2 separate regions of the Mus musculus genome follow, and region 1 is linked to region 2. A link is a loop called in an ENCODE intact Hi-C map of the cell type or tissue named here. Cell type or tissue: left cerebral cortex. All regions are shown on one strand. Links, peaks and the distances in the headings refer to the core of each region. The heading gives the core; the rest is flanking DNA.

Evidence for each region. Peaks named below come from ENCODE experiments on the same cell type or tissue, not always from the same donor. Only the 100,000 strongest peaks of a DNase experiment are listed, where the experiment ranks them.
Region 1: a loop joins it to region 2, with 2.0 times the contacts of the local background. A loop is called at or near these places in 15 of 42 quality-filtered maps.

The regions. Positions count from the first base shown.
Region 1 is chr10:126,975,404-126,991,212 of GRCm38, reverse strand. It overlaps Ctdsp2 (CTD (carboxy-terminal domain, RNA polymerase II, polypeptide A) small phosphatase 2), which reads right to left and starts at 12,496. Exons shown (of 8, transcript NM_001113470.1): 1 at 11,912-12,496. The coding sequence starts at 11,975. Gm40798 (a long non-coding RNA gene) reads left to right here and starts at 13,693. Exons shown (of 2, transcript XR_872169.3): 1 at 13,693-14,635. In left cerebral cortex, for the core only: CTCF peaks have their summits at 8,128, 8,329 and 12,400; DNase peaks (open chromatin) are centred at 11,231, 11,724, 12,343, 12,662 and 12 more places; H3K4me3 peaks cover 5,818 bases; H3K27ac peaks cover 5,919 bases.
Region 2 is chr10:127,021,573-127,037,381 of GRCm38, reverse strand. Tsfm (Ts translation elongation factor, mitochondrial) reads left to right here and starts at 6,568. Exons shown (of 6, transcript NM_025537.3): 1 at 6,568-6,638; 2 at 6,746-6,919; 3 at 7,700-7,828; 4 at 8,895-9,017; 5 at 12,359-12,446; 6 at 14,456-15,050. The coding sequence starts at 6,585. The coding sequence ends at 14,862. Eef1akmt3 (EEF1A lysine methyltransferase 3) reads left to right here. Exons shown (of 3, transcript NM_001205036.1): 3 at 4,068-4,477. The coding sequence ends at 4,477. In left cerebral cortex, for the core only: CTCF peaks have their summits at 6,477 (motif pointing right) and 7,522 (motif pointing left); DNase peaks (open chromatin) are centred at 6,521 and 6,803; H3K4me3 peaks cover 1,136 bases; H3K27ac peaks cover 532 bases.

The DNA.
Region 1 (15,809 bases), core at 4,672-12,671, 48 kb after region 2:
CTGTGACCCAGCACCAGCACACTGCCATCAAAATGAGCTTCTGAGGCCCTACGTTCTCCTGACACAGGAGAGCAACTCGGTCCCCTGGAGTCAGTGGAGCCATGATTCAGATCAGTGTCGCTTCCCCAGACCCTGGATCAGCAACCACCATGCCTGACCAACCAAGCTCCATCCCACATGGGGGGAAAGAACCATTTCCTGTAAGCTGTCCTCATGTGTGCAGAGGTGAGTGTGAGCATGCACCCTCACGTGCACACACACAAAGCTGAAACCCCAAACCTCAGCTCCAGTTAGCTGACTGCATCTAAATCCTGTTTCCTTTCCATGATCTAGCCGTTTGCCTCAATACTTCACTGCTCACCCAACCACCCTCCTCGCCAACCCCACCCGGGGAGCTGGTTGGAAAAGAGCTAAATTAAGATCCTAGGTCATGACAAAATGCAGCTTCCAGTCCGAGTCTGAAGCCTATGTTTCCAGACTGCAGCTGCTCCCCCTACCTTGATTATCTGGGCTTTGGAAATACAAAGCCACTTCAACAGCAGCTCAGCAAGGCAGCCCCAGAAAGGCTGGACTGATACAGAGCAAAGGGCATTACAGGACCCATCAGCAATGGGTTTCAGATCTGTTACACAAGGAGGAGCTGCTGGGAGGGGCAATGTGGCCAGGAGGTGGCGCTGTACACCCAGTTATGAGATGGTCCCAGCTATGAGTCTCTTCCCAGGGTGGGTGGTGTCTGCATGTCCCAGAGCCACTTGAGAAACAGGCTGGTCTACTTTAAAGCACTGGACAAACTACTGTGCAGGCAAATGAGCTCCAGAGGTGCCATGTAAGGGAAAAGCAGGATGAACCCGCCAACCCCAGAGGGCTTCCCCATGTTCTTCCAAGGGAAACCCATACAGTGGTGTGGGCCACCCACTGGAGATGATGGCAGAGCCAAACCCACTGACTGACTGGGCTGCCTGAGACCCTGAGGGAGAGGAGAGAAACCCAAACAGTTCCCCAGATCAAGGATGCAGAAAAGGCCCCTACGCCGGGCGTGGTAGCGCACGCCTTTAATCCCAGCACTCGGGAGGCAGAGGCAGGCCTGATTTCTGAGTTCGAGGCCAGCCTGGTCTACAGAGTGAGTTCCAGGCCAGCCAGAGCTACACAGAGAAACCCTGTCTCAAAAAAAAAAAAAAAAAAAAAAAAAAAAAAAGAAAAAGAAAAGAAAAGGCCCCTACACAGCAGCAGCAGATACAGCAGTCAGTGAAGTCCCTCTCATCTGGACAACCAAGGCCTTCCTAATGTGTGTTTTTGGTTTTTTTGAGACAGGGTTTCTCTGTGTAGCCCTGGCTGTCCTGGAACTCACTCTGTAGACCATGCTGTCCTTGAACTCAGAAATCCACCTGCCTCTGCCTCCTAAGTGCAGGGATTAAAGGTGTGTGCCACTACTGCCCAGCTAGTGTGTGATTTCTTTCCCTTCTTGGGTTAGGCATGGGGTTACCCATCATTTTGGTATGGCCACTGGGGACCTCTCTGAAAAGTAACTGAGCCTTTCCATTAAACTGTCTGAAAATGTGGGCATCATTTTTTTCAAAATGCGAAGTCAAAGGACACATTTTTATGTGACTGTCTCTCCTCCTGCATGTGGATTCCAAGGTTAAAGCTGGGTTGTCAGGACTGCAGAACAGCATTTTTACCCCTGAACCACCTTGCTGGCCCCTGTGGCGCCGCTTCCAGTCTTGGCCACATGTAAAGAACCAAGATTTCTTTGGGCATTTTGTGCTGAAGAAATCTGCCACAGCCTTCTCAAGACCAAATTCAACGCTCAGTGGTGGTGGATCCTTAGAAAGGACCCTCCAAGCCAGGCGTGGTGGCGCACGCCTTTAATCCCAGCACTCAGGAGGCAGAGGCAGGCGGGTTTCTGAGTTCGAGGCCAGCCTGGTCTACAAAGTGAGTTCCAGGACAGCCAGGGCTACACAGAGAGACCCTGTCTCGACCCCCCCCCCCCAAAAGGAAAGGACCCTCCAGACTCCTAATCATCTCTTCAGAAACCAGAAGGAAGGGGCTGTTCCCGCCCCACCCACTGGCCCCCACTAACTTCTCCCCTCAGGGGCTCGGGGCAGATGCAGAGACAAAGCTCCAAGGCCAAAGCTTCTCCTTTGGTTTTTGTTTTCTTCTTGCACAAACCACAATTGGAGGCACAGTCTTTCTTAGAAGACCACACAACCCAGGCCGTTCCTCAAGAGAGGCCAGGCCCGGTGTGGTCAACGTCACAGTGACAGCTCTGTGAGGATAAGGAATCCTGGAGCAGCTGGCTGGGGCCAAGGAGAGGCCTTGCCTGTGTCCACTGCAGGAGGCCCAACAGGCACAAGTTCCCAGACCAATGCAAAAATCCTGAACTGTAGGGGTGAGGGGCTTCTCCAAGGCACAGTGTGTCCATCAACCTCTGTATCTCAGGAGATCAAAACTGCCCTGACCTTGAGTGCAGCTCTGAAGGAAACACCCCACACCCAGGACCTCAAGTCATCCCCCCACCTCAGGCCCCACCTCACAGCAACCTTGATGCAGGCTGCTTTCTCTACTTTTTCAAACACTACTCCTGAGGGGCACCAGGGCTGGATTCAGCTTCTCCCACCATGGCTGTTTCCCTGCAGGGCCAACAACAGCCTCACCAATTCCATTCCACAGCCTTTGGCCTATGTATGACAGGTGCTAACAACTTTACCAACGAGTGCTGCAGGGCCTCTCGGCTTGCCACTCCTGCAGAGCTAGGTCCTGGGGAGCCTCCAGTCTCATGCCACAGTCCCCAAATGAGGGCAGGAGGGAGGGAGGCCCTGCAGGAGCTGAGTGGTGCTAGACACTTGCTTTCAGGGCCTCACCAACCCTCAAGGGGAACTCATTTGTAGGTCCTGCCTCCCATTTTGCTGGGGGGCGGGGGGAGAAACAGGCAGACAGGCTAATCAGCCCACTGGGGCCATGCAGTGTATGAAAGCAGAGTGAGAATTTGAATCCAGAGCCAAGGCTTGTGGGCATTCACCAACAGTGTCTAGACAGCTCCACACACTGGTCTGTCTGTCTCTGCCTCTTTTGATTTATTTATGTGAGCACACACACTCTCTCTTCAGACAGAAGGCTGTGAGCCACCATGTGGTTGCTGGGAATTGAACTCAGGAACTCTGGAAGAGCAGTCAGAGCTCTTAGCCTCTTCTAGGAAACAGTTGCTCTACTTCCCTCCAGGATGAGCCTCACCCCCATCCCCCCTCCGGATTCTTAGGCAGACCAGAGAGGTGCAGAAGGCAGCAAGGACACTCCCTCCCAAAACCTTGTGTCAAAAGCCTTGGGATGGATGGATGGCTCTGCACTGCATCCCTGCCCCCACCCCACTCCCCTCCAGCAATTCCTTCCTGGGTAGCTAAGCCTTCCTTTCCTGTCTGCGAAGCACCTGCTCCTGTCCCAAGCCTCTTCACGTGCAACAGGCCAGTTCTAAGTAGAAGAAGGGGCTGGGGACTGAAGACTGGAAGCCAGGACCCTCCCAACACCCCTCCAACTCAAGGCTGGGGCTGCTAGGGTTCCTCACAAGGTAGATTATGGACACAGGTCTCCCTCCACTTGGTACTGTCTGGGCTGGAGGCCAGGCTCTGCTGGATTCAACCATGAAGCCTTAGTTTCCTCATCTGAAACTTGGGTTAATAGCAGGACCTCACTCAGGATAAACAAAACATGTGAGTGAGATCCAGGGTAGCCTCTAAGACTAAAAGCTACACTAACTGGCAACAACTTGGGCCTCATTCCAGGAGAGCAACAGAGAACTAGGGGCCCTCACTTCCTCATGTGTGGTTGAAATTCGGGGTCAGATGAGGGATGTGTGCCTGGGAGAACCCTCCCCCAACTCCCCATCCACCATACCTTGCCTTCCCACTCTCAGCCTCGATGGACAGTGCTGGGATACGACAAGACGAGCATCACCTGATGCTAACACCGCCCTCTCCCCTAGGCACCCCCACAGCAGTAATTCCCTATAGAAACCTGTGCCTGTAAAAAGATGAAGCCTGGCCTTACCAGGATGGCATTATTTTTAACCTTCTGAAGGTCAGGTTTAGTTGTCACAGTTGCCAACAACACAGTTATGTATCCTGGTAAAGGAATTCCTCACAGGAAATCCGCACAGCGCCGGAAAGGCAGAAGGCAACTCCTTGAGCTATGGGATTTTCAGAAGACCATTCACATACAAGGATACTTTTCTGGTTCACTCCCTTCAACATCCGAGCTTCCCCTCAGCTCCCATCCTACCACAGCACAGGGCAGGGCTGCTCTCACTATAAAATGGCCTCTCTGAGCGGCCTCCCTCCCCTGTGCTATTGGAGGAAGGAGAGTATTTGGAGCATTTCCGGCCCTTCTTGGCCAGTTGCCTGGGCCCTGCAGCCAAGGCACATCTGACTGGGGCTCCCTGTGGAGAGGAGTCCTCCCTGTGGAGAGGAGTCCTCCCAGGTTGTCAGCAGCAGCATCTGTGCCTTGGCTACAGACAGGCACTCAAGTGCCAGGCTGATGGAAGGGCTCCTTGGACCAGTAGGTAAGTGGGCAAAGAGACAAGAGGGCAGGAGATGCCTAGACAAGGCAGGCCCCAGGCAGAGCAGCAGTGGATGGTGGCCTCTCACGCACAGAGGCCAGCTACTAATGCGCTCTCTTCTGCCAACAAGGCAGGCAGGGCAGAAGTATGTGTGAATCCAACGGCTTTTCATGGGCTGGGTTGTTTTAGGCAGGCTGCGTCACAGGATTTGGCTTACATCAGCACGGCTTGGGCCTCTGGTAGTCCTGCATCGACAGCTCCTCTCATCTTTGTGTGTATTTGAGGCAGCCATCTCCATGTAACTCACACCAGCTTCACACTCCTGCCTCAGCCTCATGAGGCGTATATAGGGACGGTGGGTTTATGCCACCATGCCTCATAGTCCTGCCCCTGGCCCAGCCCTCTCAGGGTCTCAGGCCTGAATTTTAAGAAGTTTCCCTTAATTATTTGAAAATAATAGCAATAAATATTTAAAGGTGCGATGCAATGGGGGTCTCCAGGAGCAGCAGGTTCTGGAGTGGCAGGGACTAACCTGAGAAATGTTAGGGGCACAGGGCTGGATAGTGCAGGGGAGACACTGTCGGGGACTGGATACCAGTCATGTTAGTGCTCCTTCCTCCCGAGGAGGAGCTGAGCGGGCTCATGGGAGGGGCACTAAGGGAACCCTGGCAAGTCGGTCTGGGACATCATCTTGATGGACATTCAGGGCTGGTCTGGGATCTCTGTCCCAACCTTTCGAATGCTTGGGCTTCACAGAGAACCAAGAAGAATCCAGGGCAAGGAGGCACAGGAGGCACAGGAGGCCAGAGCTGGGGAGTGTTACCCAGATGCCACTGGCTCCAAGGGCGAGTCGCAGGGCTGTGGGTCAGATCTCCATCAGCAAGTAAACAAGTAAATAATCTGCCCGCGTGATGGCGCTCGCCTTTAATCCCAGCACTCGGGAGGCAGAGGCAGGCGGATTTCTGAGTTCCAGGCCAGCCTGGTCTACAAAGTGAGTTCCAGGCCAGCCAAGGCTATACAGAAAAACCCTGTCTCAGGCCTCCCCCCCCCCCCAAAAAAAAAAAAGAATCTGGCTTTGGCACAAATACTAAATACAAATACTAAATGTGGCAAGAACCTCAGTCTTTCCATCTGTAAAATGGTAAAAGAATGACTATCTCAGAGAGTGAGGCTTTAGAGTGTCCTGGCCTGATGAGGCTCCCTGTCGGCTGCTAGGCACTAGGCTCAGGACACTTTGACACTCTAAAGTCAGCTTCAATCTCAGAATGCCCACTGTGACACCAGCTGAGACTTCTTATTTCAGGAGGCCATATACCCCAGCCAACCGTGGGCCAGGGCCTTTTCTGGGACCACACAAAACTCATTATGTCCCTCTGTCTCTGAGGCTGGCCAACCTGCTCCCTCCTCAGGATCTGGCCTCTTCAATCATGTGCTGCCCACTTCCAAGCCCTCTGCTCCTCCCCAACCTCCACCAACCAACGAGAGCAGCCTCTGAGCTACCTGGATCTTGCACAGACCTAGGGCAGCGGGTGAAGCAGCAGGTAGGGTGGGCAAGGGTGGGCTCCACAGCTCACGCAAGCTTCTGCTCTCAGCACCTTGCCCACGTGAGCGCTCTGTGAATCCTGGCTGGGACTCGGTGAACAAGAACAATTACTCTATCCACTCACTCAGAAAACTCAAGGCTCCCCTGGATCTTGAGCCACAGGCTGCCTAATGAAAGTGACTCTGGACCCTGAGGGAATGCTCTGCTCAGGGCTGAACAGGCAGTTGGCTTCTCTGCGGTGCTTCCTGGCTCCTCTCCCAGGACACCTGTCAGAATCTGGGGAGCACTTGGAACACACGTGCCTGGCCCACCTGCCAGGTTCTGAGTCAGTGGGTCCCAGGTGTGCGGGTGGGGGAGGGGGCTTTATTTTTAGTAAGTGTCACAAGGGATTCTGATGTGTGTCCTTGGCTGAGAGCCAGAGAATTTTAACCAACCCCTTTCAGAATTAGAATGTGATTCCTCTGGGCCCCAGAAACCTCCCTCTCCAGCAGATCTGATGATGGCCTGGTACTGTTGGCCTGAGTCTGGTTTGCCTCACTTGTCCCAAAACAAAGACAAAACAAGACCCTAGTCAAGAGACCTGGGCTGGCTGTCCTTCCTTTCAGTGTCATGAAGGAGAGGCCTCCTCCTCCTGCTGTGTAGAGATGGAATGCTTTGTCCCTTCCCATAATCTGTGTCACACAGCCTTTTTCTCACTGGAGTGGGAGCCATGCTTGCTCCCTGGGAACAGTGCATGTGACTTAGAGCAAATTCATCAGGATGGGAGTCGGTCAGGGTTCCAAGAGGCTGACAAGGAGGCCCTCCCTCGATCCAGCATTGAGCAGCAGGCAGGAGCAGCTCAAGGTCTGTCTGTCTGTCTGTCTCAAAGTACACCACCACAAGGGGGAGGGGGGAAGTGTGTGTGTGTGTGTCTGTGTACACACACACACACACACACACACACACACACACACAGAACTTGACTATGAGAGACACAGACAAGACAGAATGAGAATGTGTGTGTTTTTACGTTGAGGTTCACTCAGATCAGGCGCAAGGCTAGCAGTAGAAAAGCTAACCAATAAGAAGAGAGCACACACTCCTGCCCAGAGCCAGGCTGTGGGGTCCACAGGAACCAGGCTCCCGTGAGTGAAGGGCTGGGTGCTGCACTCACAGGGAACTTGTTCTTATCTCTGATCCTGAGTGCTCCATTTCAAACAAGTCCACTTTCCTCCTTCTAATTCCTACCAGTTTCCTCATAAGATCTGCATGGAACATGTTTATTTGTAGATCTGCACAGATCATGTTCATTTGTAGATCTGCACAGATCATGTTCATTTGTAGATCTGCACGGAACATGTTCATCTACAGCCCAGCTGGCTACACGTAGGCTTTCAGTGCGTGAGAGATGTAAAGAGCCAAATCCTCACCAAGCTGCTTCTCAGTCACTTCAAGCTTGCGACAGGATGAAAAGCAGTCAAGGTTCTCACCGTGCTCGCCACTCAGACCAGAGCCACCTCTCCACAAGCTCCCGTTCTCCTCGTGCTCGCCACTCAGACCAGAGCCACCTCTCCACAAGCTCCCGTTCTCCTCGTCACCAAAAGCACCTAGAACATAATCCACCGAGAGCACAGACTCCAACCAAGCCAAACAGTGGCAGTCACTGTCACATATACAACGGCCAGTTCCCTCTCCAAGACACCAACTGCTTCCAAGGTTTAAGCTGCACTTCAGAGACTTCCATGAGGCCCAGGGCTGTAAGATGCCCCATCCCTGTCACACACACAGGCACAAGCAGCCGCAACTGTCTGTAGGAAGGCTGTGGAAGGTGCAGAGGATCATCTTTCACACCAATGTGGTGACTGGGGGCGCCTGCTCTTAGTAGTAAACCCATCCGACAGACAGCGTATCCAAGGGACAGGAAGGAGGAGGACAGAACACCAGCCAAGCTGCATTTAGGAATGAATCTGAAGCAATCAATGTGGAGCAACCAACACTGGATCAACAATAACAAACATTTAACAACTGGTGACCCCACTTCTTCACCAACCCCAGGATAAAATATCCCAAGATGGAAATAAAAGACAACACTCAACACTTCTCAAAGCTGAGGGGGACGCTGTGCCCAACTATGTATGTCAGTGAGTGTATGTGTGCACACTCACACAGCCACTTATGCGCACACGTTCTCTCCATCTCATACTTCTCACAGCCTGTTGTTAGAAGTGTCCCTCTAGTGTTCCTTTCTTAGTACATCTCACTAAAAGACTGACCGGAGAGGCCTCCAGAGCCAGCTGTCACCCTGTTTAACTTCCTACCTTCTCTGGCTTGGAGGAAGGACTCGGGCCTCCCCCACACCTCCACGATTCCCCATGCCTGCGATCCCCAGGGACTTTTCACCCCTCTCTCAAGCGTGGCTTCTTTAAAGTGCCCCAAGTCAGCTGCCGAGCCTCCGGCTCTGCACACTTACTGACCGTGGTAGAGCAAAAGCCCTACCCCAGGCTCTCGGTGTGGAGCAATTCTGGCTTACATGGTCTCAGTGGCCACTCAGCCTGATCCCAGGATGGGGGATAAATCCAGAAGGAGCAGGACTGAGTGCAGGCTGGCCTAGGAGGCCCTACCCACCCACCACCAATACTCCTTTCACAGCTTTTCCTGTTAAAGGCTTAGCTGCAGCTACAGGGAGCTTGGACTCTCAAGGGGAAGGTCAGGACTTCTGCCTTCTGTGGGGAGCAAGAAGAAAAACTTGTCATTGAGAGGCTGGGGAGATGGCTCAGAGGTTTAGAGCACTGGCTGTCCTTCCAGAGGACCTGAGTTCAAGTCCCAGACCCCATGGTGGGTCACAAGCATCTGACTCCAAACTCAGGGAACCAGATGCCCTCTTCTGACCTCTGTGGGCACCAGGCACCCATGCGGTGCACAGACATACACGGAGGCAAAACACCTATACACAAAATATAAATCTAACAAAACCGTTGCATGTTTTAGTGACAGCCTCCTCAGTGAAGAATCCCCAGTGTAACTAGACATCAGACCCTGCCCAGTTCCAGATGTGAGACAAGGAGTCCAAAGCTTAGGCCTCCTTCCAAAAGCAGGCATCGAATTTTGCCCATTACAGATCATTTCTGACTCCCCCCAAAGTCCTGATAGGTCACTGGAGGCCCCGCCCCTACCTCACTTTGGGCTGCCAAAGGCAGCCTTGTTTCCTTTACTTTCCCCATCTGAGCCCAGAGCTGGGCACAGCCTCCTAGTAACTGGGTGACACCCTTACACCAGGCCGCAGTAAGTACCCATTCCTGCCAAGTGGTTACTTTTATTTTTGATGTGATACATACATGGCCAGCTTCTTGCTGTACCAGGGAGCCATTTCTCCTGTCTGCCTGGAGAGTTGATCTAATTTTGCTGCTTTTATTATCAATGACTTCAGCAACTTTGTCCTACCTCCCTGACTGTAATTACTTTTGAATCATCAACACACCAGGCAGCCTTAACACTCAGAGAACAGAATGCTAAAAATAAATAAATAGTCAACATAAAAAAATCTGCACTGGTAAACAACTTCACTGAGAAAACACCGAAGCTAGAGGCAACCTGTTTCTTTCCAGAAATCAACTCATTAATAAACTGCTTCACACTCCTCCTCTTCTGCTCTTCCAAAGGTAGACAGGAGTTGGGGATGGGAGATGGTGAGAGGGGAGGGGTGGGAATTCCTAAACGAGTGTTAAGATGCAGGTTCTGTTTGTAAATGATGTCCAACTCAGCTAGTTGGCATGGTTGCTGGGTGCCAAGCTGCTCAGAAGCAAGCACGCCTTCCCAGAGAATGCAATTGAAGAAAAGGGGAGGGGGGAGAGACACCAAGAGGCTGCTGGCTGGAGAATTCAGATTCCTCCAGGGAGAAATGTGAAGGACAAACTACACACAAAAAAGAAAACAAAACTGTAACTCCAAGAAAACTCAACCAGCAACCTGACACGGTCAGGAGCCAGCTGCTCTGCTCTCCGCTGCCTGTCACTCATCCTGCCGGATTAAACTTCAGCTCTGATTTGCTCAGTGCAGCTACAGCACAGTCCCGAGTCTTCTTATCCCGATGTGGCCCGCCACCCTCAAGACACCTAGGAGACCCTGCAGGGCGCACAGGTGGGAAGGAGGCACACGCCATGCCGGCTTCTTGTCACTACCCCCTCCTCTTATGTCCTTTCCCATCCTGAAGCGTGGGTCCTATTCCTGGGATGAGGCTGCAACGGGAACTGAACCCTGGCAGTAACTGATAAACACAGGCAGCCTCCCTTTGCGGCGCTCAGCACTGCTGAGAGGCCAGCAGGAGAGGAGGTGAACTTGCTGCGCCGCCGATCTCACAGCTGGGTCAGTGATGCAGTTAGAACAGGGGACCCTGGCAAAGAGGAGGGGCAGGCAGGGCTTCGGCTCTCCTCAGTGCAGTCTGCTTCAGAAGGCCAAGAAACACGCACCGCTCCCCTTCCCCCAACCTAACAAGGAATTCCAGAGAGCCTGGGACACCAGCCCAGCTGCTCTGCCCCTAGGCTAAGGCAAGTTGGGTAGACTCCTTGGGAAGTGAACCCCAGGAAAAAGTGACCTGCTGCTTAGTATTAGTAGGGGATGACTACACCCAGGCCCCACAGCTGGCCTCCTTCCAGGCTCTAGGTCTCAGTCTACTCAATTGTGGCACGGGCCTTTTATGCCCCTCCGGAATAGAAAGAAAGGGCTGCAGCGCCTGAGATCTGGTTCCAAGAGCGTGCTCGCCTCTCAGCCTCTGAGCCAAGTGGCCACAGTCCTGGGAGTTCTCTAGAAAAAGAAAAAGGAGGGAGGGGGGCAACACTAGTCCTTACTCTGGGCGGAAATTTCTACCAGCTATCTTGAACACAATGCTCAAGGCCAGATGAACATAGGGGAGAGGAGAGTTTCAGGGGACCCCACTGTGATCAAACCGAGCAATCCCATTTTCCCAGCCCCAATCTCCTCCCCGCCCCCGCGGGAGGCTGAGGCCTCCGCTTCGCTCCCCAAGCACACCCCAGATAGGGCCTGCCTGCGGACGTCCCTGTTTGCTTCAATCCGACGACCTCCCCCTGCAATCGGGGTGGGGGGTCGCGAGCCTCTGCCCACAGACAAACTCGCACTTTTTCGCTGCGCGATTCAGAAACACGCTGGGTCTGATGCCATCCGGCGAATTATGTAACCAGGGACACCGCTCCCGGGCTAAACAAACGCGGCTGTGTCTGTGCAGCGGCGGCCCCGGGGGAGCGCACGGGGCAGGGAGGGGCTCCGGCCGGGCCTCGGGTCCGGCTTGTTTGCTCCGCCGAGCCGCGAAGAGAGTCCCGCGCCCGGCAGTGACCGCGGCCCTCCCCCCTCCCCCACCACCGCCCCCGCCTCGGGCCGGTGAACTTCGTCCCGAGTCCCCGCGCCGCCACCGCCGAGCTCCCGGGCATCCCGGTCCTGCGTGAAAACTCCGGTCCCGGTGGCGTTCCAGCTCGGGACCCCTCGTACCCTCCCCAGAGCCCCGGGGCAGGCGCGCAGCGGTGGTGGGTGGGGGAGGAGTGACCACTCCATCTCCGCGGCTCGGGTGGGGGCGGCGCGGGTGGCCTGGCGCGACGCGCGCCCTCCCGAGCCTCTGACTGCCCCCGGGGGGGGAGGGGTGGCCGGACGGGTGACAGCTGCGCGGATGACACCCTCCCGCCCGGCGCTGGCAGCCGGGGCCTCGCTCAGCCCCCACCGGGGTCCGAGAGCCCGACGGGTGCGCGAGGACCGACGGACCCCGGGTCCAGCCGGATCCTCCGCCCCCTCCCCGTTCGGGGGCGACACAAAGTTTTGGGAAGTTGCGCCCCTACCTTGCTTGGTGAGCACCAGGGCGTCTTCCCTCCGCGCCTGGGTGATGATGGAGCCGTGTTCCATCTAACAATCCCGCGGGCCCGGGCTGGCTGGGCGGGAGGACGCGCGGGCGGGCGCGCAGGCGGGCTGGGCTGGGGGGCCTGGGCGGGGGCCCGTCGGGCTCCGGCTCCCGAGACTCCGACTCCCGCAGCTGTTCACATCCCCCTCGCGTTTCCTCCCCGGGCCGGGAAGGGAGGCGGCCTGCACAGAGGGCGGGCGGGCCAGGCGGCGGCTTCCCCGGTGCCCCCAGCCCCGATCCCCCGGTGGCAGCTCCGGGCTCCTCAGTTTGGGTCCAACATGGAGAATCCGGAGCGAAAACAAGAGGAGGAAATGGGACACGGGGCGGTTTCCAGGCTCCCCCCTCCCCTCCGTACTCCAGATAAACAACCCGCGGCTGCAGCGCCCACCCCCGCGCTCCTCCCAGATCTTGGGCCGGCCTCTTCGCCGCCTGCCGGCGCGTTCCGCTCCAGGCCAGCGTCCTAGGCCCCGGGACCCTCCTCCGGCGAGCAGCGGGGGCCGCGGACCCTGCAGAGGTTTGCTATTTTCTTACGGAAAAAGCGAATCCCCGAGGGGGGTGGGGTGGCGGGCGGGCAGGCTGGCGGGGGAGACTTGAAACCGCTCCGGCACTCCGATTGGCCCGCTCGCAGAAAGGGGGCGTGGCCCCTCCTTACTATGCGGTGCAAGGACCCAACAACATTCCAGTCGCCACGGCCACGCCCCCGGGCCACTCCCCGCTTGCTGGGCTGCGGCCTCCTGGTCCTCTCGGCCACACCCCCTTCCCAACTACTTAAAAAGGCCACTCCAACGCTCCGCTTTCCGTGCTCGGTGCTGGGGTGTTTGTGTTTCCGACGCTTTACTCCAAGAAGGCTCAATGGTTCCGCCCTACGAAACCTGGGGAAAAATGGAGAAGCCAGATTGGGTTCGAGGCAGTTACGGTATTTCCTGCTTAGAGCCCAGTGCCTTATATAAGAATACCGCTGATATGTACCTGGGAAGGAGTGTGTAGGGGGCGGAACCGAGACTCCAGAGTGTGAGGAATGGAACTGACCTCTGGAAATGACACCTTATGTATTAAGGCCACCTTAGGTGCCAGCCCCTCCCACTCAGGCATCTACCCTATCCTCCCAGTCCAGCTCCCCCTCCCACCCCCAACTCCCATCTCATGGTTCCATCCTCAGTTTGAGGAGGATAGAGGTGCTTAGTGGACCCAGAAAGCTCTCCCTCATTTTTTAGGCCCAGGCTCAGGTTTGAACTCCCAAACTTAAGGTTTCTCAGGAAGGGTTTCTCCACTTGTCTGCTAGGAGTAGCAGCTCCAAAGAAGCAGTTTTAACTCTGTATCGGGTTGTTGTAAAAATTGTATGCTGTATATGCACCCCATTGCACCTGAAGGAGGTCTCTTCTATCCTTCCACAGTGGGCTCTGGGAATCAAACTCGGCTTTCCTGGGAAGCGCTCTTACTGGCTAAACCATCCCATTGACCCATTTCAAATGCTTTTTGGTGATGGATGAGTTACTATGATTCAAGGCCATAGTTCCTGGGGAATGGGGGGTGGGGGGCACCTGGTGGCTTTCCTACTGCAGTCCTCATAGCTAGACATTTGTGTCTCTTCATCTTGTCCAAGTAGGTCATAACCTACAAGGCACTATCATCATATGTATATATCCTATGTTCCTTACAAGTGCGAATGTTTCTACACACACACACACTGCTCTTTTTTCCCCTTTTTTCCCCCTTTTCTTTCTTCTTTTTTTTTTTTTTTTTTTTTTTTACATAACACCATTTTAATGAAAATGCTGTTTTTCTAAAATGAATGTGACTGTTAGAGAGGATCTGAATGATGCTTATGTAACCTCAAACCCTGAGTCTGGGTAGATTCTAATTCATTAAAGGAAAGGAAGCCGGGGGAGTTCTGACATATTTGCCTCCCACCTTTAAAACAATGGGATCTGTAAGGACTGTCTCAGCCGGTTGCTAAGGGACCTTGTTGGACTTTGACCCTGTGCTCCAGCTAGGCGGTTCCCTGCCAAGGCCTGCTCTCTTGTCCGTTGGATGACACTTCTCTCCTGTTCATTTCCTCTTCCATAGATAGTTTCTCCCCTGTAATATTTATAAAGTACTTCCATATATATTATTACCTGGCCTGTTTAATTTTTCATGTTATGGTTAGCAGAATAGATATGCTCATCTTCGAGAGGAAGAAACATGGTCTGGAAAGGGTTAATCGAGATTCATCTGAGGTCCCAGCTGATGAAGCAGCAGCAGCAGTGGGGAAACTGAGGCAGGCCTGTCATGATTTCGGGTCCTTCTACACACCTTCTCTAGGAACTCTCTGACGATTTAAAAGGCCCCTGGAGGCTAGGAATTGTGCTGTTCATTATTGGATCTCGTGTCTCGTGTATAACTAGACAGAATGAGAGGACCTTGTCTGTTTGTCCAGCACATGGTGACTCCGTGTCTCGGTGTCCTCTGTGCAGGGTACAGTGGCTCGTGCCCGAGACAACAGAGTTAAATGCATGTTGCATCTCACCCTTGGGTGTGCACACAGTCAGATACGTTCCCTTGCCTGTGCTCTCGTCTGCTTCTCTGGCTTTGGTGTCTTAAAGTCGGGCGTTGCCACACAGCTCATGGTACCCTGAACTACATCGATCCTCCTGCCTCAGCCCCCTGAGTCCTGGGATGACAGGTATGTCTTCATCATGGCTTCTACTTCCTTTTTCTTTCTTTCTTTCTTTTTTCTTTTTCGGTTTTTCCGAGACAGGGTTTCTCTGTGTAGCCCTGGCTGTCCTGGAACTCACTTTGTAGACCAGGCTGGCCTCAAACTCAGAAATCTGCCTGCCTCTGCCTCTGCTGGGATTAAAGGCGCTTGCCACCACACCTAGCCTACTTCCTTTTTCAAGGCATTCTCTAAATGATGTCATCACCCATCTCTCCTATGTGCAGAGAGCTCTGGACATCTCTGAACCACGCAGAGCAGGGGGTCCTCAGGCTTGAAGCCAAGGAAAGTTTGTGTGCACACACTCAGAGGAACCCAAAGGGGGAAAAAGACAGGGTGTGAACAAACAAGAATGAGATGGAGTGCGGAGAGAGGAGGAGGGAAGGCCTCTGTGAGGCCAGTCAGGACTCTTCTTCCTGTGGAGTTTAGGCAGCCTCACTCGATCCCCAAGCCCAGACAGAGAAAGTTTGGGAATCCTTCTTCTATATATCTCCACTCTAGAAAGCTCTGTAAGGTTTCAGTAATGGGGCTCTTTTCTAAGGTAGGGTGGTAAAAGAGAGGTGGGAGGCAAGGCCATTCTGACTTTTATTTAACAGACTTATAAATAATCTCCTGCCTGCAAATTCTGGGCCAGATGCCCAGGGTATAGCTTTAACTTGGCCCAAGAATGACAAGTCGGGGCTGGAGAGATGGCTCGGCAGTTAGGAGCACTTGCTCTTGTAGAAGCCCGGGATTTGATTCCCAGCACACATGCATGGATGGTTGGTTCATAACCACCCCTAACTCCAGCTCCAGGGATTTAGGCTAAGCGTGCACGCACGCACACACACACACACACACACACACACACACACACACACGTGTAGTTTTTTTAAGTGACGAGTAGAGCCCATCCCTTTAGCCTGTTGACTCTCCCCAGGTTACTCGCCTGCTCCATTCTCTGTCCCTGACTCTCTAACTGGCAGGTTGAGAGGCATCTTGGAAACAGCAGCACTTCCCCCAATACTGGAGCAAAGGGATGGGGGCACTCACCCAGAGTGGCTGCCTTGTCTTCTGTGGAAATTGAGGTCATATGGAGGTCCCTGGGCCAACCCTGAGCCAAGGGAAACAGAAATGGGCAGAGTTGGAAGAGCTTCCCCTGGAC
Region 2 (15,809 bases), core at 3,336-11,335:
TCTGAGTTCGAGGCCAGCCTGGTCTACAGAGTGAGTTCCAGGACAGCCAGGGCTACACAGAGAAACCCTGTCTCAAAAAAAACAAAAACAAACAAACAAACAAAAAAAGCCTCCCCCCCTTTTCTTTGTGTGAGGGAGGAGAATTGGTTTATTGATCTTGATGATGTGTGCAGAATATGTTAAGGATTTGATTACTTCTTAGTCACTGTCATTACTTGAGTTCTAACCAACATCATCTCTGCCCTGACCAATCTCCCTGGATCTGTCCTGCCTTCTGCAGGTTTGGGTTTTGTTTTGTTTTAAAAGATGTTTTTATTAATTTTTATGTGTGTGTGTGTGCTCTGCCTGCATGTATGTACCACATGCTGTCCTGGTGCCTGAAGAAGTCAGAATAGGGACTGGAGCCCCGATAACTAGAGTTACAGATGTTTGTAAGCCACCATGTGGGTGCTGGGAACCCCTCTGCATCCTCTGCAGCGAGCTCTTAACTGCTGAGCCATCTCTCTAGCCCCCTTGTTTGTGAGCATGTGTCATAATTAAAGCACATTTCATTTTATTTTATTTATTTACTATTAGATTTCCTTGTTTTTGTATTTTATGTATTCGGGTACTTTGTATGTGAATCTGCACACCAAAAGACAGCATCCGACAGTTGTGAGCCGCCATGTGGGTGCTGGGAATTGAACTCAGGACCTTCGGAAGAGCAGTGAGTGCTCTTATCCACTGAGCCTGTTTTTTTAAATCACAGCAATCCAAGTGTAATCCTTCCTCTGAAACCTCCCCTCTATCTTCCCACGAATCCTAGGATCCTGCCCCTCCGTCTCCCTGTCCTAGCTCCTGTTGCTGTTTGTCTGACTGCTCTTCACACTGCGGGGCACAGTCCGGCCTCGAGGTCTCTGTGCCTGCTGATCTGTGTTTGGCAGACTTTAGCCAGGCCAAGCCACGTGGTTTGCTCCAGCACTGCCTTCAGGTCTTTTCCAAACAAAATCTGCTTAGTGAGGATCTCCCAAGCATCCCACTGAAAGTGTGCTCCTGGTCTTTCCCCGCTCGGTCCCTCACGGTAGCACACGTTGCTATTTGACGGACCGTGTGTCTTTTTGCAAGGCTTAATGTAACCCTGGTGGACCTTCAACTCCTGATGTTCTTGCTTCTGCCTCCCAAGGGCTGGGATTACAGATGTGAACCACCGGACCCTGTTTGTTTGTGCTTTGTTGACTGTGTGTCTTGCCATGTAGCCCCAGATGGTCCAGAACTCACGGTCCTCCTGCCTCAGCTCCTCAGGTTCTATGAGTACAGGCAGCTACACCATGCCTGGATATTTCATTTCTTTTGGTCCTCTCTTCATCTCCTGCCACTGTTCCTTCTCCTCCTCCCTCCTCTTCTCCCTCCCCCTCCTCTTTCTCCTCTTCCTCCTCCTCCTCTCCCTCCCCCTCCTCTTTCTCCTCTTCTTCTTCCCCCTCTTTCTCCTCCTCTTCTTTTCTAATTAAAAAGAAATGAAATGTGTAGCCAGGCAGTGGTGGCACAGGCCTTTATTTGTCACAGCACACATGTGAGGTCAAAAGAACATTTTGTGGGAGTCAGTTCTCTCCCTCCACCATATAGGACTCGGAGATAAAAAGCGGATTGTCGGGCTTGGTGAGCACCTGTATCCACTGAGCCAGTGTCCCATCCCCCTTCATTTGGAACAGGGTGTCATGTCGTCTAGGCTTGCCTCAAATTATGTAGCCAAGGATGACCCTGAATCTCCGATCTGGCTGTCTGTTCCTCTCTGGGGTTGGGATTATAGGTACGCACCATCACTTCCAGTCTGAAAAATTATTTACAATTATTTGGTGGATTCAAACCCAGGTCCTTACATATTATACCAACTGAGTTACAACCCCAGCCTCTTCCCTTTTAAAATTTTATTTTCCTTTAAAACATTTTTTTTTGTTTTTGTTTTTGTTTTGTTTTGTTTTTTGTTTTTTTGAGACAGGGTTTCTCTGTGTAGCCCTGGCTGTTCTAGAACTCATTCTGTAGACCAGGCTGAAAACATTTTAAAAAGAATTTATTTTATGTATATGAGTACACTGTTGCTGTCTCCAGACACACCAGAAGAGGGCATCAGATCTCATTACAGATGGTTGTGAGCCACAATGTGGTTGCTGGGAATTGAACTCAGGACCTCTGGAAGAGCAGACAGTGCTCTTAACCACGGAGTCATCTCTCCAGCCCCCTAAAACATTATTTTTATTATTTTAGATTATGTGTATGCCTGCATAGGTTTGTACACATAAGGGCAGGTGCCCTCAGAAGCCAGAGTCATCACATCCCCTGGAGTTGTAGATCAGACCACTGGAAGCAACTTGATATAGATGCTGGGAACCAAACTTGGATCCCCTGGAGGAGTAGCAAGTGCTTAGTCACTGAGCCATTTATCTCTCCAGCTATCCTCTATTTTACTTAGTTAGGGTCTTGCCTGGTCTCTAATTGTTGCTTGTCCTGGCTCTGCCCTAGTGCTAAAACCTCCTTTCTGTGCTCTTCTTGGCAAAAAAATGTACAACCTGGGCCATGGAGATGATCCAGCAGATCAGAAGCCCCAAAAGGTCGAGAGAGAGACCTGACTGTAAGCTGTACTTCCATCACCGCGCACACACTATGCTACTTGCATGCAAAAAAGAAGTAAATGTAAAATAATGTTTAAATGTACAACTTAACTCTAAATTGAATGGCCTTTACTCTTGCAAAAAATGTCAAGGTCAAGAAGTACAAAGACAGCCGACAAACCATTGCCACCACCACATTGGCCTATTCTGTAAACTCCGAAAGTGTGGATTCTCCCCTGTCTTGTTCACTGATGTGTTCTAGACACCTGGCATAAGAACTGAAGATGATGATGATGAAGAATAAGTTACCTCTTAGCACTTCTGCTTTCTTTATCATCAATCATGCCTCTAATTAGTTACCTTTTTTTTTTTTTTTTTTTTGGTTTTTCGAGACAGGGTTTCTCTGTGTAGCCCTGGCTGTCCTGGAACTCACTTTGTAGACCAGGCTGGCTCTGCCTGCCCCTGCCTCCCAAGTGCAGGGATTAAAGGCGTGCGCCACCACCGCCCAGCTGATTAGTTACTTTTGTTACTACTTTTGCAGCTGTTTCCAAGTCTGGAATAAACTTTCTGGAGGCTGCTGTTTTGTTCTGCCTTCGGTTGTATCCCTCGAGTTTAGCAAGCACTCAGTACACAGTTGTTGTGAGAGTGAAGTGTTCTGAAATGCTGATCTCATTGTCTTTAGCCCTGATCTTACTCTTAAAACCTGTTTCTCCAACTGGCAATATAGCATGCCTAGCACGAGACCACACTCCATCAAGCCTGACTCTCTCTTAGCATGCAATGGCCCTCCGTTTGGCTCTTGACATTCTTTCAATTTCTACATCTTCTAGCTCAGCGGTTCTCAACCCTCCTAATGCACGGTGACCCTTTATCCAGTTCCTCTTGTTGTGGGGACCCCCAACCATAAAGTTATTTTCACCGCTACTTCATAACTGTAATTTTGCCACTGTTATGAAATGTAACTGTAGATACCTATGTTTTCCGATTGGGGGTGGGTTTCACGACCCACAGATTGAAAACCTCTGCTCTAGAGTCTAGCCTCCCTTAAACTATGCCTTGCCCTTTGCCTGCCAGGCACTTGTGTTCCCCATTCTTTGCTCAGAAAGGCGCACCTGACCAATGTGTGCTTGTCCTTTCGGACTCAGCTGAGGTCACGTCTCCTGGGTTTGTGTGGGTAGGGGTGCATAGCTCACCCCCCCCCCCCCCCCCGCTTGGTCTTGCTCAGGCTTTTGCTGACATCTGATTGTTGTGTGTTGAGCAGAAGGGTTGAAGATTAGCTCGGAGAGAATGTTGATGTTGTAGAATGTAGAGTAATGAGAGTGGCTGGCGTGGCTGGCACTGAGGTTAGGGCAACTAAAAGCCAAAGTATGGACTTCGGGTCATGGAGACACGAGACCTTAGGGTCTCTGACCCTCCAGGCAGGAGTCAGGAGCCCTGTCTTGGTCCCTCTGACTTGCATTTTCCCTCCCCACTCTCCCTCAGGGGGGGATGTTACCATCACTGATTTGCCAGTGGCACTAGAGCAAATCCAGGATAACGTCCACGCCAATGTGCCACCCGGAGGCCGGGCTCGGGTGTGCGCCTTGTCCTGGGGAATTGACCAGCATGTCTTTCCTGGAAACTATGACTTGGTGCTGGGGGCGGATATCGTGTACCTGGAACCTACCTTCCCGCTACTGTTGGGGACTCTCCGACACCTGTGTGGGCCCCACGGCACCATCTACCTGGCCTCCAAGATGAGAGCAGAACACGGGGCAGAGACCTTCTTTCGGCGCCTCCTGCCCCAGCACTTCCACCTGGAGCTGGCCCAGCGGGATGAGGATGTGAATGTCAACATCTATAGGGCCAGGCACAGGGAGGTGGCACCTGCCGGACAGCACCCCTTCTGTTGACCTAACTCTTGTCTCAGTGGAGGAATGGCATCCCTCCAGAGCCGCGAACACCAAGAGGAAAGAAAAGGATGGATCCCCCCCCCCAGTCCCCGTCTCCCATCCCCCACCCCATCCCCGTCTCCCCCCCCCCCCTTTCTTCCTTCCCTCTTCCCTTCGGTTCCCTTAACTACTCTTGGGAAGATGCAGAAGGGTGGCTGCTTGTTAGGAATGGCAGAACCCCAGGAGCTTTGAGTTTAAAGCCTAAAGAAAGCACCCAACACTTGCCTTCAGAGGAAGGCGATCAGGATAGTTAGGACTAAATGGCATGAACAGTCCCTGCAGAGAGATCACCACTTACACTTCTTTACATAGCATGGACTCTTTAAAACTCTTTGACTTTTTGTTTTTGTTTTTGTTTTTTTTTTTTTGGTTTTGCAAGACAGGGTTTCTCTGTGTAGCCCTGGCTGTCCTGGAACTCACTCTGTAGACCAGGCTGGCCTCGAACTCAGAAATCCGCCTGCCTCTGCCTCCCAAGTGCTGGAATTAAAGGCGTGCACCACCACTTCGTGCATCTTTGCCATTTTTTTTAAAGATTTATTTTATTAATATATGTAAGTACACTGTAGCTGCCTTCAGACACTCCAGAAGAGGGAGTCAGATCTTGTTGTGGATGGTTGTGAGCCACCATGTGTTTGCTGGGATTTGAACTCTGGACCTTCGGAAGAGCAGTCGGGTGCTCTTACCCACTGAGCCATCTCACCAGCCCATCTTTGCCATTTTTAAAGGGAAAAACAGGCATTAATTATCTCTCCTGTATCTCTAAACATTGCCAGAAAGCTGGATGCCAAGATACTCCAGAATGTCTGTCTCTTGCTTGTTGAAATAAGAGTCTCAATAGGGGGAGTCTTCCTAGACCTGAGCCCCAGGAGGAGAATCAGAGATGTCCCGTTGGTCTGTAGCTTCTTCATCCTTTGCAAAGCTCAAGACCTGATCACAGGCATCATGTGATCACATTCTGGATTGGGTTCGAGGTTCTTCTAATCTCTAGTTCTTCCTTCCACGTCAGGTTTTCCTTCTTGTTTTGCCTTCGGTTCTTGTCTCTCCCTCTCTGCAGCAGTCTGGCTCTTTTTTTACTTAGCCTTTCGGCACACAACCATCTTTGATGTGTCTGCCACTGTTCTCTTAACCTAGATGCCACGCCTCAAGCTCTTGCCATCTTCCAAAACCTGCTCTAATTAGCTTCTACTGTCAGAACAAACGTCTTTGCTTGGTACTCAGGCCACACACACCTGCTCCTAAACTACTTTGTATCTCATTTCCTACTCTGCTTCTTTTGCACTTTTAGCTAAAGTGTCTTAACGCTTTGTTCCCTAACTCTATGGGCATTCCCTGGCCTCTCCACTTTTCCGATGATCCCTTCCAGGAAGGGCCATTGCTCTCTGTCTACACTTATGCTTTGCTTCTGGAATCAAAAAAAGAAAAAAGAAAAAGAAAAATAAGAAGAAACCACTCCTTTTCCCGAGCTTTCTGTTTGGATGTGGTTTCCTTGACTGGAGATCTTTTAACTGGTTAGGGACCTTATATTGCCTTACCCGATTCTTATTTCCTCAGACCAATAGATGCATTGGAGGGTAGAGCTATGATTTATGCATCACCGATCCCCTGAAACTAGCAACAGCTCCGGGCACACATATGTTCAGTAGATATTTTACTAATTCAGCAATTATTTATTGGGTTTGTTGAAGGAACTCTGCTTCTCCAGGTGACCTTGGGCAATTTCCTGAGCCCACCCTACTTACCTGCCGTGTGTGTGTGTGTGTGTGTGTGTGTGTGTGTGTGTGTGTGTGTGTGTGTGTGTCCGGACTCATAAATGGATAATGAATATAAAAGTACATTGGAAATAAAGAAACAAAGTGTCACCTACATGTCTTGTGTTGTTATTTCGCAGCAACTTTACCGCTAAGTCTTTTGTGAAATATTTTAATGAATTTAAAAGAAGCGGGCACATCCCTCCTGCCAGCAGGTGGCAGCATCCTCGCGCCACGCGTTCTGGGAGGCGTTTTGGCTCTCGCGCCACGCCGTAGGCCGGCGTCCCGTCTGTGCGCCGATGGGCGGGAGGGCCAGAGGGATGTCGCTTCTGCGGTCGCTGCGCTTCTTCCCGGTCGCGTGCACCGGCCGCTCGGTGAGCGCGCGCGCCCTTCCCTTCTCCCGACCCTGGCCCCGCGGATGGTGCTCCCCCTCCTCCCGTTCTGCTCCGGGAGCTCATCCCTTTCTCCTTACTCTCCCCAGGCGAGGGCTGTCCTGCTCCAGCCGTCCCAGCCATGGCTCACGTTTCACGCCGGCCCCTCGCTGTCCTCTGCTGCCTCCAGCAAGGAGCTCCTTATGAAACTGCGGCGGAAAACCGGCTACTCCTTTGTCAACTGCAAGAAGGCTCTGGAGACTTGTGGCGGTGACCTCAAGCAGGTGGGAGGAGGTGCTGCGAGATTTGGTGCTACGGCTCCACCCCATTCTTTCCTTCCGGGGGTCACTCTGCGGAGCATAGACATGACCTGCTGCTGCCCAGTGTCCTGTGCGACAGAACTGGCCAAAGAGGAAAATTTGGCTTAAACGAGAGCTTTACCCTTCGACTGCGTTTTCACTGGAAGCAGTTAACCTAGAAACTTAACTTGCTGAATTCCATGTTCCTTATGGCTATGAGATTTGCTGCTGCCTGGAGATCGGTGTTTGTATAAATTTAGGAGTTAGACTCCAGAGGCTCTCACACCCGCTCAAACTCTGGAGATCGCAATGAATCCTTTCGTGTTGTCAGCGTTGTCTGTATAATGAAAACACTACCATCTATCCTATAGTGGGGTTGTAAAGATTAAAAGTAGAGAAGCAACAGCGACTACAGCGCTTGGTGTAAAGCATTTAGTAGTTTCTCTTATAGAATGTGGGTGTGCAGAAAAAGTCATATGGGGGCTGGAGAGATGGCTCAGCGGTTAAGAGCACTGGCTGCTCTTCCAGAGGTCCTGAGTTCAATTCCCAGCAACCACATAGTGGCTCACAACCATCTGCAGTGGGGTCTGATGCCCTCTTCTGGTGTGTCTGAAGACAGATACAGTGTACTCATACATAAGATAAATAAATCATTAAAGAAAAAGAAATTATAAAAAGTCATATATGGTTTGGACATATTTTAAAGTACCTTTCATTTCTAGTTCCTGTGACTGACTTTCCCCTCTGTTTCTTTTGCATTTGTAGGCAGAGGACTGGCTGCACAAACAGGCCCAGAAGGAAGGATGGAGCAAAGCCGCCAAGCTCCACGGGAGGAAGACTAAAGAAGGCTTGATTGGACTTCTGCAGGAGGGAAACACAGCTGTTTTAGTAGAGGTGCGTTGTTGGGATGCCACATACTAGAAACAGCTGTATCTTGGAGAGTACGATCTGTGGTGGACCCTTTGCATGCTTAAGGAATCTGTAAGCGGTGGCTCGAGTGAAGTCCCCAAGGCCTCCGTTATGTGACGGGATTAAGAATGTAAATGCAGGGCTTGAGAGATGGCACAGTGGTTAAGAGCACTGACTACCCTTCCTGAGGTCCTGAGTTCAATTCCCAGCAACCACATGGTGGCTCACAACCATCTGCAATGGAGTCTGATGCCCTCCTCTAGTGTGTCTGAAGACAGCTACAGTGTTCTCATATATAATAAGTAAATATTAAAGGTAAAAAAAAAAAAGAATATAAATGTCTTGATGGGAATTGTCCTAGCAACCTAGATCATTTATTCTAAATGTTAGACTTAAAATGTTAGACTGTAAGTGGTGGACTTAGAAACTAGTAGCAGGGTGCGGCAGCTCTCGCCTGTGTTCACTCCATACTTGGGAGGCCGGAGGATTACTGTGAGTTTGAGGGCAGCTAGGCTACAAGCTGGAATCCTGGCCTTTACTCTTAAACAAAACAAAACAAAAAACACGGTAAGAAAGTTGGTAATTATAGTAATGTATTACTCGGTGTATTGATGACTAGTAAGTAGCAGGCTTAGAGGAGTCTGTGGGGTCAAGGCGTGTAAAAAACAGATAAAGCTACAAGAAAGGAACAACATAAACAAATGTGGTTTGGGAGATGAACATGGTAGTTTGTGGGTGTAATTCTAGTGCACGGGAGGTAGAGGCCAGAAGGTCAGCTCAGGGTCGTCCTGGTCTACCTAACGAGTTCAAGGCCAGCCTGAGACACTTTCACAAACAGTAGGTGAAGTGGCCATGGTGCGAGTCCCTCAGGGTGTTCTGGAATCCTGCTGGGTATGCAGGCCTCGGCTGACTAGTTCCCTGGCTTCTGCCACCCCGGAACTGTGGGCCTGCAGCTTGTTCCGTCAATACCTTGGACAGGTCTCCAACCTTAAGGCACTTTTAGAAACTATTAGTAAACAGCTTATACAGCAATATCCATGCATTCCCACAGGTAAACTGTGAGACAGATTTTGTCTCCAGAAATTTAAAATTTCAACAGTTGGTCCAGCAAGTAGCCCTGGGAACCATGGCACACTGTCAGAACCTGACGGATCGGCTCTCCACGTACAGTAAGGTGAGCGTGAGGGTCGGCTCCAGCTTGCTGAGTTTTTGTCTTCCACATTTTAGGGTCTGTTCTTTTTCTTTTTTTACCTTTTTGGGGTGAGTGATTGAGGATTGAACCCAGGAACTTGGGCAGACTGTTCTACCAATGAACTGCGCTTCTCTTTTTGGGTGGGGAAGGAGTTGAGACAGGGTTTCTCTGTGTAGCTCTGATTGTCCTGGAACTCACTCAGACAGGCTGGTCTCTGCCTCCTGAGTGCCACCTTCTTTTTTGAGACAGGATCTCTCTAGGCCTGGCTTCTCTGGGACAAGGCTGGCCTCACACTCACAGAGATCTTCCTGCCTCTGCCTCTTGAACTCTGGAATTAGAGAGATGAGCTATTAGACCTGGCTTCCATCATTTTTTGGGATAGGGGTTCTCAATGAACCTGGAGCTCACCCCTTGAGCCAGACTGGTTAGTAATGGATTTCAGAAAGACCACTGCCACCTCACTGCTAGATTACAGATGCATGCCGTCTTTTTATGTGGGTGTTGGGGATGCAGCTCATGCTGTCCGATGTGATGACCCTGAGGGAATACTTCCCAGAAGAACTTCCCTCAGCCATGTTGACCTCTCAGTCCCAGCTAGATAGCATTGATCGTCCCTGTAAAGCAAAGCTTTCGGTCAGTGGTCCTGACTCTTGTTTATCATAAGCTGATTGATTATTCATAGCCCTAGCTGATCAGAAACCACAGATTCACAATTCAAAATATCACATGAATGATAGACTTAAAGGAACTCTCAAAGAAAAGAGAGAGAGGGACAGATGGGCAGGCAAAACAAGCTACACAGTGAGACCCTGTCTCAGAAGAACAAAAGAAATGGACTGGAGAGACGGCTTAACAATTAAGAGCACTGACTGCTCTTCCAGAGGTCCTGAGTTTAATTCCAGGAACCACATTGTGGCTCACAACCATCTGTAATAGGGTCTGATGCCCTCTTCAGGCATGTCTGAAGACAGCCACAGTGTACTCAAAAACATAAAGTAAATAATTCTTTCTTTTATTTTTTTTTATTAGATATTTTCTTCATTTACATTTCAAATGCTATCCTGAAAGTCCCCTATACCCGCCTCCACTCTCCTACCCACCCACTCCCACTTCTTGGCCCTGGCAAGTAAATAATTCTTTAAAAAACAAAAACAAAACATACAGAGACGTATCAAAGCTGAATTAGACAATATACAAATAATGAATTAAATACATTGGCATTATTTTGGTGGACCTGGTTGCCCATGCCTTTAATCCCAGCACTCAGGAGGCAGAGGCAGGTGGATCTCTTGAGTTTGAGGCTAGCCTGGTCTACAGAATGAGTTCTAGGGCAGCCTGGGCTACACAGAGAAAGCCTGTCTTAATCAACCAACAAACAAAAGGATAAGAGACGTCTTGTTGCTTTAGGAAAACATCTCTATCACATCATAGCACTGGTGTGTGCGTGTGTGTGTGTGTGTGTGTGTGTGTGTGTGTGTGTGTGTATGGGTGCGCATGAAGGTCAGAGGATAACTTGCAGGAGTCGGTTCTGTGACAGCTCAGGGCATCCTGTTGGGCAGCACATGTCCCTACCACTGCACTGCCTCGCTGGCTCCCTCTGACTCCCTTTCAAATGTCATTATTTTTATTATATAAACTTTATATTTATTTATTTGTATGCATATGGGTGCCCATAAAGGTTACAAGAGGAGCTGGAGTTACAGGTGGCTGTGAGCCGCCATGTGGGTGCTGGGGACTGAACGTAGGTCCTCAGAAGAGCAGCCATGTGCTCTTAACCTCTGAGTTCTCTCTCAGTCTTGACTCCCATTCTCCTCCTTTTTTAACGTGTGTAGTGCAGCATGTGTGTGCACTCTCGAAGGCCAGGAAGGGCACTGGGTCTCTTGGAGCTGGAACCAGAGTCCTCTAGAAGAGCAGCTGGTGATCGTAACCACATGGCCATTGCTCTAGCCCCCAACCCCCCTGCTAACTATTTCTGTAGATGAGCAGGCTCATCATATTATCGTCTTAAGTCATTTCTTGTTACAACACTATAATGTACATTTGTGTCAGGTACTGATGGTGACATGTAGACTTGCTTTCACTTGTCCTGTGTCACGAAACAGTCTATAGCAGTGTCTCACACAGACTTGGCCAGTCTTGACCACACTGTAGCCTTGGTTGGCTATGAGCTTCAAATCCTTTTGCCTCCACCTCCCAAGTGCTGGGATTAAGGCTTGTTCTACCACATTCACTACCGTGTTCACAGTCATGTTCACTACCATGTTCACTATCGTGTTCTAGTATGTTCACTGCTATGTTCTACCATGTTCACTGTCATGTTCTAGCATGTTCACTAACATGTTCCATTATGTTCACTACCATGTTCTACCATGTTCACTATCATGTTCTAGCATGTTCACTAACATGTTCCATTATGTTCACTACCAAGTTCTACCATGTTCACTGTCATGTTCACTACCGTGTTCTACCATGTTCACTGTCCTTTGTCTTTCTAGCTGCATGGTATTAAGTTGTACGATGTGCCAAGGATTATTCAGCCAGTCTCCTGTGTTTGGGCATTTGGCAATTGTCAAACTTTAATGATTAGAAATAATTATTCTCCTAATAAAGACTTGTATATGGATGTACACAGATTATTTTTTTAAAAAGAAATAATTATTTAGTGGATAATCTTATGTATGTGTGCTTTTAAAGAATTCCCACTTTTGTATCTTTGCAAGTTCATCAGCAGCAGGTTACAGTGATGCATGTCTGTAATCCCAGCACTCAAGAGGCAGAGGCAGGAGGATTTCCAGGACTTTGAGGTTACCTTGGGCTGCATGGTTTTTCCAAGTCTTACAGGATTGCAGAATGTGACCCTGACCCCAAAAACAGTACCGGAAAGGGAAATGCATCGTCCAATTCCCAGCCCTAGAACTGCAGAGCCAAAGGCCACGTGCACAAACAAGCTCTGCTCGGCCCCTTCCTTCTCGTGTGCTTCATCATGCCTTCCTGGAAACTGCACAAGTCCTCTGCTGTTGATATTTTATGATTGTGTAAAAATCCGGCTCCTGTTTCTAGGAAATCCTAAGAAGGTAGGGCTAGAAGATGAGCGTCTAATAGAATTGGTGTGTGTGTGTCTGTGTCTGTGTGTGTGTGCAGTAGTAGAGTAAGATATTTATAAGCGTGACAATGTTACCAATTTTTAACATCCTGGCTTAGTGGAAGTTTCATCTATTTATAGATGGTCGTCTTAAGTGTTTTCCCAGGTCTCAGCTCTTTCTGCCTGTTGTTAGGGTGATTTCAGCCGTCAGAGCCAGCTCACACTTGTCTCCTGTATGTAGGGCTTTCTCAACTCCTCTGAGCTTTCTGAACTTGCAGCTGGGCCCGACAGGGAAGGCTCTCTCAAGGATCAGTTGGCCCTAGCGATTGGTGAGTATCTGTGAGGGCTCTGGAAAGTTATGATTGGGTTTTCCTGGTATCTTTGGCATTCCTCCACGTCTCATTCAGTAACCGAGATGTCAGCTCCAGAGTGGAGGCAGGGAGAAGAAGCAAATGCGATGGAAACATGTCATACGCATATGCGAAACTCTCAACAAGTAACTAAAAAGAGAATTACAAGCTCATGTGCTGCTAAGGGCAGGACTATGGGAGTATGGGTTGGCCTTTCTAGGGAGCGGTAGACACCACAAAGAACCAAAAGAGGTACCATATTGAGGGAACTGGAGTTCTGGTACAGTCAGAATCCTGAATTCCTTAAAGGAATTTAGATATAAATCTAAACTACCTCTCATGGTTTTTAATGGCTTACAACTAGTTAAAATTATCTCATCACTGTGCCAACTATAAACAAAGGCAGAGAGGAGATGGCTCTTCATCCTCCAGCTGACCATTGTGTGTGTTTTAGGGAAAATCTCACTAAAGGTGGAGAAGAAAACTTAAGGGCTGGGTGACAGCTCATTTAAGAGCCTTGGCTGTTCTTCCAGAGGGCAGTGGTTTGATTCCTAGCGTCAGCTTGGACTAGTGAACATCTCTAACAGTAGTTCCAAGGGATTCTGGCTTCCAAGGGCGCTGCATGTGTGTGGCTCACAGAGCGTTAGGGTTAGGGTTAGGGCAGTCGAAACACCCTACACATAAAATAAAAATACTTTTGGGGGGGTGGGGAGGGTGTTTTATTTTTTAAAGACTGGGTTTCACTGTGTAGCTCTGGCTGTTCTGGAACTCTGTGGACCAGGCCAACCTTGAACTCACAGAGACCCGTCTGCCTCTGCCTCTCTGCCTCTTTGTGCTGGGAGAAAAGGCATTCGCCACTCACCCTTACCCACTGCCTAACAATCTTTCCCCTTTAAAGAAAATGGAAGATCGTCTGTTTTAGGGACTTGATAGTGAGTTTAAGAAGGTGCGTGTCTTTAGAAGCCACGTTCCAGTCACTATGGGGCTGTCCTGAGGGAGGGAGAAAGCAGGCTGGCTTGCAGTTGCTGGGGATTGTCTGTGGTCTGCAGTTTCTAGTCAAGGCGTAGTTGTTTTCACATGGTAATCTCTGGTTCTGTCTTGTGAGTCACAGAGAGAGCAGCCAAGCCAATGGCTGTGTGCAGAACTCTCGGAAGGAATGGCACTTCTGGATCTTCCCCTGAATGGCCTCTAGCTGTAACTGTGGCTAACCTGTATCTTCCGGAGTCCCTGCTGTTGGCCTCACATCCCTAGCTCATCTTGGTTTATTCAGGTTTCTCAGGAAGGGGATCCTGGGCAAACAAGAGAAACTTGAATCAGTTTCTAGTTTTGAGAATGTCACAGAATCTTTGCACCTCTGAAGAGTGGTAGTTGGGACTGTGGGGTGCCTGGGTTTGGATTTCCTGCAGCTTTTGGTTACAGACCTTTTCCAGTTGTGTCAGTGGTGGGTGTGTTTCCAGAGTGATTTGGTGATGGGGTGGGAGTTGGAGTCAGCTTTGAGTTGTGACTCCCACTCTGCTAGTATTGCCCTGTGGGTCATTTGGATCTCTCAGCCTGAGTTTAGTGTGATGAATAGCCGGGTTCTGAGTGCCCGCTCTGCATGACACACTGCAATGCATGCTCCTTGCCTGCGCCACCTTCTTTATTTCTCCCAGTAACCCTGAAAGGTGGGTCATATCAACTCCATTGAATAGAGGGGGAAACCAAGGCTTGGTAGTTGATAAATGCCCCAGTTCCCAGAACCAGGGAAGACAGAACCATGAATTTGGCAGCCAGCCTGAGTGACAGCCAGCCTGTTTTAGCTAGAGTACTCTCAGAGGGGCTCTGCTCCTCTCCCTCCTCCTTAAACACAGGCCGAGGCTGGTGTCTTCCCATCACGGTGCAGATAGACTGACTGCACGGACAGAAAGGTCACCATCCACAGCTCACGTGGGTGCCGCCATAGTCACCTCAATCCAGTGGTGTTGTTTCTTGTTTATGCTCTTTTGTAGGTAAACTGGGAGAGAACATGATTCTTAAGCGAGCTGCCTGGGTGAAGGTGCCCTCTGGGTTCTATGTCGGCTCTTATGTGCACGGAGTGACGCAGAGCCCCTCCCTCCAGAACCTGGTGCTGGGGAAGTACGGGGCCCTGGTCATCTGTGAGACTCCCGAGCAGATCGCAAACCTGGAGGAGGTTGGCCGCCGCTTGGGGCAGCACGTGGTGGGCATGGCCCCTCTCTCTGTGGGCTCCCTGGACGATGAGCCTGGGGGGGAGACGGAGACCAGGATGCTGCCCCAGCCGTACCTCCTGGATCCTTCCATTACACTGGGGCAGTACGTGCAGCCCCAGGGCGTGACTGTAGTGGACTTCGTGCGCTTCGAATGTGGAGAAGACGAACAGGTGGCCGAGGCTGAATAGGTTTTTGGCCTAAGTGGAAATATTTAATTTTTATATCTGGATTTCCTTATAAAAAGTTATTTTCTAAACCTCTTCAACCCTCAAATTTGTTTTTTTTTTTTCCTTTTTAGTTTAAAATGAAGATATATAATCATGGGTAAAGTTATTAAATGGTGATGTAATAAAGAATTTTTCTCATTTGTATAGTGCTTAATGTGTGAGTGTGTGTGTGTTTGTGTGTGAGTGCACACATGCCAGGCTTTGTATAGTAAGCACTTTTACCCAATCTCTCCAGTCCCCAGCCTATACCAGTCTATTATATAATTCTGGAAGTTTCTAACACACTGTCTTGTTCCTGTGACAAAGATCTCCACTCTGTGTTGACTCTGTGACATTTTGGACCATGTATCTTCCCTGGAACTACCTAGCAGTATTTCCTGTCATCTGGATTTCATGCTTGTTGGCATGTGTTAGAGTTGTCTGGGCGACGTGGGCTCCTTTGCTGACAGCTCCAGCATGCTCTCTGTAGTGGTGTATACATACGCTGGTATGTGCCCCTGAAATAGGTGTGCTGGCCAGGTCTGCAGCAGACGGGAATGACAGCGGTACAGTTACCACACAGCTCTCTCAGCATTGCCTTTATTTGCTTTGATGATGGGGACTCAATCAGGACTTGAGGTATACTGCTGAGCTAAGTGTGTGCTGGCCTTCTTTTTTTGTTTTGTTTTGTTTTTTCGAAATGGTTTCTCTGTGTAGCTCTAGCTGTCCTAGAACTAGCTCTGTAGACCAAACTGGGCCTCGAATTCACAGATCTATCTGCTTCTGCCTCTCAAGTGCTGGGATTAAAAGCCACTACTTGGCTTTTATTGTCTTCTCCCCTCCCCTCCCCTCCCCTCCCCTCCCCTCCCCTCCCCTCCTTTTTTCCTTTCATCCATCCATCCGTCTGTCCTTCCTTCCCTCCATTCATT